Regions from separate parts of the Homo sapiens genome. Here region 1 is linked to region 2. Evidence: read pairs that join two places in POLR2A ChIA-PET (ENCODE). Cell type or tissue: OCI-LY7. All regions are shown on one strand. Region 1 overlaps AMZ1 (archaelysin family metallopeptidase 1). Region 2 overlaps TTYH3 (tweety family member 3).

Evidence for each region. ChIA-PET counts read pairs that join two places held together with the same protein. Peaks named below come from ENCODE experiments on the same cell type or tissue, not always from the same donor. Only the 100,000 strongest peaks of a DNase experiment are listed, where the experiment ranks them.
Region 1: POLR2A ChIA-PET joins it to region 2 with 22 read pairs; 7 of 35 experiments call an interaction of 5 or more read pairs at or near these places.

Annotation. Positions count from the first base shown.
Region 1 is chr7:2,698,057-2,700,556 of GRCh38, forward strand. It overlaps AMZ1 (archaelysin family metallopeptidase 1), which reads left to right. Exons shown (of 7, transcript NM_001384743.1): 2 at 2,178-2,500. The coding sequence starts at 2,396. Among named protein-coding and RNA genes, the nearest start is that of AMZ1, 11 kb to the left of the region's middle. RefSeq lists an enhancer at 1,326-1,405. In OCI-LY7, no CTCF peak of the experiment used is centred here; a DNase peak (open chromatin) is centred at 995.
Region 2 is chr7:2,640,106-2,642,605 of GRCh38, forward strand. The region is part of intron 1 of TTYH3 (tweety family member 3); the gene reads left to right. Among named protein-coding and RNA genes, the nearest start is that of TTYH3, 9.4 kb to the left of the region's middle. RefSeq lists enhancers at 942-1,081, 1,032-1,703, 1,704-2,375 and a silencer at 1,522-1,761. In OCI-LY7, no CTCF peak of the experiment used is centred here; DNase peaks (open chromatin) are centred at 1,476 and 1,856; H3K4me3 peaks cover 1,029 bases; H3K27ac peaks cover 1,158 bases.

The DNA.
Region 1 (2,500 bases), 58 kb after region 2:
GAATATGAGCACATATACATGTATTTTCCAGATGAATGTGTGACACTGGAGTTAGTGGGCCAGGCGTGGTACGTATGCCCATGTTGCCACTACTCAGGAGGCTACTGTGAGCCATGATTGTGCCACTATACTCTAGCCTGGGCACAGAGCTAGAACCATTCTGTTAAAAAAAACAAAACAAAAAACAAGCAAAAAAACCAAACAGGCGTGGTGGCTCATGCCTGTAATCCCAGCACTTTGGGAGGCAGAGGCAGTCGGATCACTTGAGGTCAGGAGTTTGAGACCAGCCTGGCCAACATGGTGAAACCCTGTTTCTACTAAGAACACAAAAATTAGCCTAGCATGGTCGGGGGCACCTGTAATCCCAGCCACTTGGGAGGCTGGGGCAGCAGAATTGCTTGAACCCGGGAGGTGGAGGTTGCAGTGAGCCCAGATCACGACACTGCATTCTAGCCTGGGCGACACAGCAAGACTCCATCTAAAAAAACAAAAAGAAGTTGGGGCTCGGGGGGTCTGTGTGCAGTGGCTGACGCACTTTGGGAGGTTGAGGAGAGAGGATTGCTTGAGCCCAGGAGTTTGAGACCAGCCTGGGCAACATAGTGAGACCCCCGTCTCTACAAAAAATACAAAAATTAGCAGGACATTGTACACACTTTGTATTCCCAGCTACTTGGGAGGCTGAAGCAGGAGGATCGCTTGAGCTCAGGAGTTGGAGGCTGCAGTGAGCTATGATTGCACCACTGCACTCCAGCCTGGACGAAACAGCGAGACCCTATCTCTAAAAAAGAAATCAGGGTTAGTTAGAGAATAGGGCTGTTCATTCTCCCTGCAAAAACATAGCTGTTTCTGGTTTTCCGGCTAGGACTGGCAGGTCTTGCAACTTGACGGTCGCAGACAAGTGGGTTTTGCGTGTCTAGCTCAGCTTTCTACAGGAAGCTTGTCCGAGGGCTGCTGATTCATAAGGGTCTATTCACACGTCCTTAGCTGCACCTGCCTTGCTATATTATTTGTGCATCCCCCTTCTGTGGTTTCTGGTTCGTTTCTAGCCTCTCCCCACAACCACCCCTTTGCTTTTATCTGTTCTGCGAGGCTTCCCCTGCCCAGCCCACTCTCCATCCGCCCTGGCAGGTCTCACAGTCTCTGAACAGAGACATAAATGTAGCCCGGAACCAAGTGTGCGGTGACGACTCTCAGGCGTGTTCCTAAGTGTGGGGTTGCCTAGCTGCTGCTGCTCCGGTCAGAGCATCTGTTTTGCAGGGCGGCTTTGTCACGGTTCTGCCAGCTCCACACCCCCCACCGTCTCCTCCCTACCTGGTCCGTCCTGGGTGTTGAAATCCGCTGTTGCTTCTCCACTTCTCCCTGTTTCTAGCTGGTGGGGTTTGGCACAAACGCCTGCCCTGACTGCTTCATCTGGATCTCGGGCCCTCACGTGTGTCCTGGGGACGTCTGCGTGCTGTTGGGGCTGCGTACCCCCGCCCCCCCCCAAACATATGCTTGCTGGGCGCACAGGGACCTGCTAGGAAAGCTTGTAATTGGGATGAAGAGCTGCCGTGATGGGAGTTCTTGGGTGTTGGGGGGTCCCTAGGTGATAGGGGCTCTGGGTGAGGAGGAATCCCAGATGATGGGGGCTCTGGGTAAGGAGGAACCCCAGGCGATGGGGGGACCCAGGTGAGGATGCACACTTTGTGATCATGCCGTGGAGAGGAGCATTTGGTTTCCACCTGGAGGGGCCCTTCTAGCTCTGCAGGGAGGGGAGGAGGTCTCTCTTCCCTCCAAGGCCTCTAGACAGAGTTGGCTGGTAAGAGGGAATGGAAGAATGGCCTTGGGGGCCCTTGCCCTTCTGTGGGGGCCCATGGACACATGTCCCTGCCCCTGCCGAGTGGGAGGTACTTCCCCATACCCAGTTCTGGATGAGGGAAGCTTCTGGAAGAGACTGTGACCGTCCCCTGGGTGGCCCATGGGACCCAACCTGCTAGAGAAGATGAAGTGGTTGAATGTGTCCTTCCAACCTCGCTGGGTGGCAGTGCTGTGTCCTGGAGGGGCCAGGGCTCCCTCTGACACCCTCGTCCTCTGCAGAGCTTCTCCCCAGGCCTGGGCAGGAGCGGCCCATCCCTTGCCTGGGACATCGGGCCCTGTGTGCTCGGCAGTGAGGGGACCCCTGTTCGTGTCATCCACAGGGTGCTGTGGGCCCAGAAGCGCCCATGCCTGAGAGCGTCCAGGACCAGGCAGAGCTGGGCCTTAAGGGCCCTTGGACCAGTGTCTGTCTGCAGGGAGCCCCCGGTAGCCACTCGGATCAGCCCGAGGGAAGATTCTGGACGAGACCGTGGCCGTCCCCCGGGTGGCCCATGGACAGCAGCAGGGGCTCCCAGGAGTGGCCAGGCCCTGCCCGCCCACCATGCTGCAGTGTAGACCCGCACAGGAGTTCAGCTTCGGGCCCCGGGCCTTGAAGGACGCTCTGGTCTCCACTGACGCAGCCCTGCAGCAGCTGTATGTGTCCGCC
Region 2 (2,500 bases):
CTCAGGGCAGACCCGCAGCAGTGTCCAGCCGAGGAGCGAGCAGCCGTGGCTGGAATGGCAGGGTGGTGGGATCGTGGCCACTGCCTGTGGCTGGGGCTGGAGGCTGCATCGGGCCAAACTTCTCATCAGAGTCCCTGTGAGCACCCCCCAGTGGGCCAGGGCCTCCTCAGCCCAGCCACGCGCCACGGTAGCCCACAGGTTGGTGGCACAGAGCGGCGTGTGGGTCCGTGGCGCAGGGTAGCGGGGTGGGCAGCTGCTCCCAGGCGTGTGCATGTAGAGCAGCCGCCTGTGTGTGTGTGGGGGGGGACGTGTGTTCCATAGGCCGGCCGTGACTTGCTGTGCACCCTCCCGAGTGGCATGCTTCCTCACACGCTGCCAGGCCCAGGTCCTGCCACCAGGTGCTCCGGGAGCCACCAGGATGCCCAGCAGCAGCCACCTGTGCAGGTGGCAGGCAGTGTGCCCTGCCCTGCTGTCATGCATGGCCCTCCCACCTTGGCAGCCTGGTGTGGTGTGGCCTGTGCTGGCGCTGAGCCTGGCATTGCGTTGGGGGGTGCCTGTGTCTGTGTGGCTGATGGGAGTCACGTCCAGACAGGGCCTGGAGGCAGAGTGGGCATGGCCAGGAGGCCGCGGCAGGCGTGGGGCACAGGCCTCACAGCTGCTCGTGCACGTCGTCTGCTCAAGTGCCCCGTGGGCCGTCCTAAGGCCTTGTGGCTCACTGGGCCCTCCCTTCTCCAAGCAGGGCTGGGTTGGGGCCACCCACCTGTGCAGGCAGCCAGGTCAGGTTGGGGGTCTCGCCTTACAAGTGCGGAGCCAGCCGAGGTTCACACAGAGCAAAGGCTGCAGCACCGGGTTTGGGCCTGGGTCTCTAATATCCTGGGGACATCCTGGAGGAGATGGCCTGTGTATGGGGACAATGGGGCTTCCCTGAAGGGGAAGGCTCCAGGCCCAGGGACAGCATATGCCTGGGTGTAGAGGCCACAGAGCCCTGCCCCGAGCCACACCCCAGCCCTGCCCGCTCCTCACCAGCCAGTGCCCCAGGCATCCCTGCCAGGCCAGGGAGGTCTTGCTCTGGCCCAGGGTATACTGGGATCCTATCGGTAGCAACCTGATCTGGGACAGAGTAAGGCTTCAGGCCCCGGCTCTCTGGCTGGCTGGGTGTTTCCAGAGTTGGTGGGGTTTTGGGGGCTGCATTTTGGGGGCTGCGGGGCAGTCGGGGGAGTCTGGGCTCACGGTGGGAGGGGGCATCCCCCATGGATGCCGTCTGTGGCTGTGGGGCTGCAGGGGCTTGGAGAAGGAGGGGGTGGCCCAGGGCCGAGACCAGGAGCCCTAGGGTGGGGGCAGGGGGACTGAGGCTGCAGGAGGGGGTCGCCCCCAGCCCCCTTGGCACATGTGTGGCAGTTGAGTCCTCTCCGTGTGCTCCGCGGAACCCAGCGTGCAGTTTTCGCCTCGCCTGACCGAGCCCTTACATCACTTCCACCACAGACGGAAAATTCCATTTGGTCAGAGCCCAGCTGCTGATCAGACAGTTCCCATTCTTTCTCTGAATGGGCCAGGGAGGGGCGGAGGGGCCGCCAGCCCGGTGGAGAGAGGTGGCTGGGCCACCGTAGGAATGCCGCTGGCCCGGTGCCCCGCAGGAGACCGTCTGCTGGGAATCTGGCTTCGGGAAGTGGGTGCAGAGGCCAGGCTGGCCACGGCACGCTCCCCGCAGACAGCTGGGCTCAGGCCTGGCGCGTTGGGTGCCGGGGCTCTGACGTGGGATGAAGCAGCTGCCCGGTTTGCTGAGCACCCTGACACCCAGGCTCTGCATGCTCGCAGTGGTGGGCTGGGACCCGGGCAGCCCAAGTGGGCTCCCTTTGAGGGAGGCGCCATCTCCTTCCTCAGTTGGGGGAAGCCAAGTGAGGCTGTCCTGGCAGGGGCCCCGAAGCCTGGCCTCTGGCCCCCAGGGGCTGAGGAGCGAGGCTCCGTTTGCAGCTGGCCCCATCCAGGCAAGAACAAGAGAAAGCTGCCTCAGCCAATCGCGGTGCTCACACCTGTAATCCAGCACTTTGGGAGGCCGAGGCAGGTGGATTGCTTGAGCCCAGAAGTTCAAGACCAGCCTGGGCAACATAGCCAGACCCTGTCTTTACAAAAAATTTTTTTAAAAATTAGGGCAGAGGCCAAGCACAGTGACTCATGCCTGTAATCCCAGCACTTTGGGGGACCGAGATGGCAGATCACCTAAGGTCAGGAGTTCAAGACCAGGCTGGCCAACGTGGTGAACTCCCCGTCTCTACTAAAAATACAAAAATTAGCCAAGTGTGTTGGTGCATGCCTCTAGTCCCAGCTACTCAGGAGGCTAAGGTAGGAGAATCACTTGAACCTGAGAGGTGGAGGTTGCAGTGAGCCGAGATCATGCCACTGCACTCCAGCCTCAGTGACAGAGACTCTGTCTCAAAAAAAAAAAAAAAAAAAAAAGAAAGAAAGAAAAAGAAAATTAGCCAGGCGTGGTGATATGTGCCTG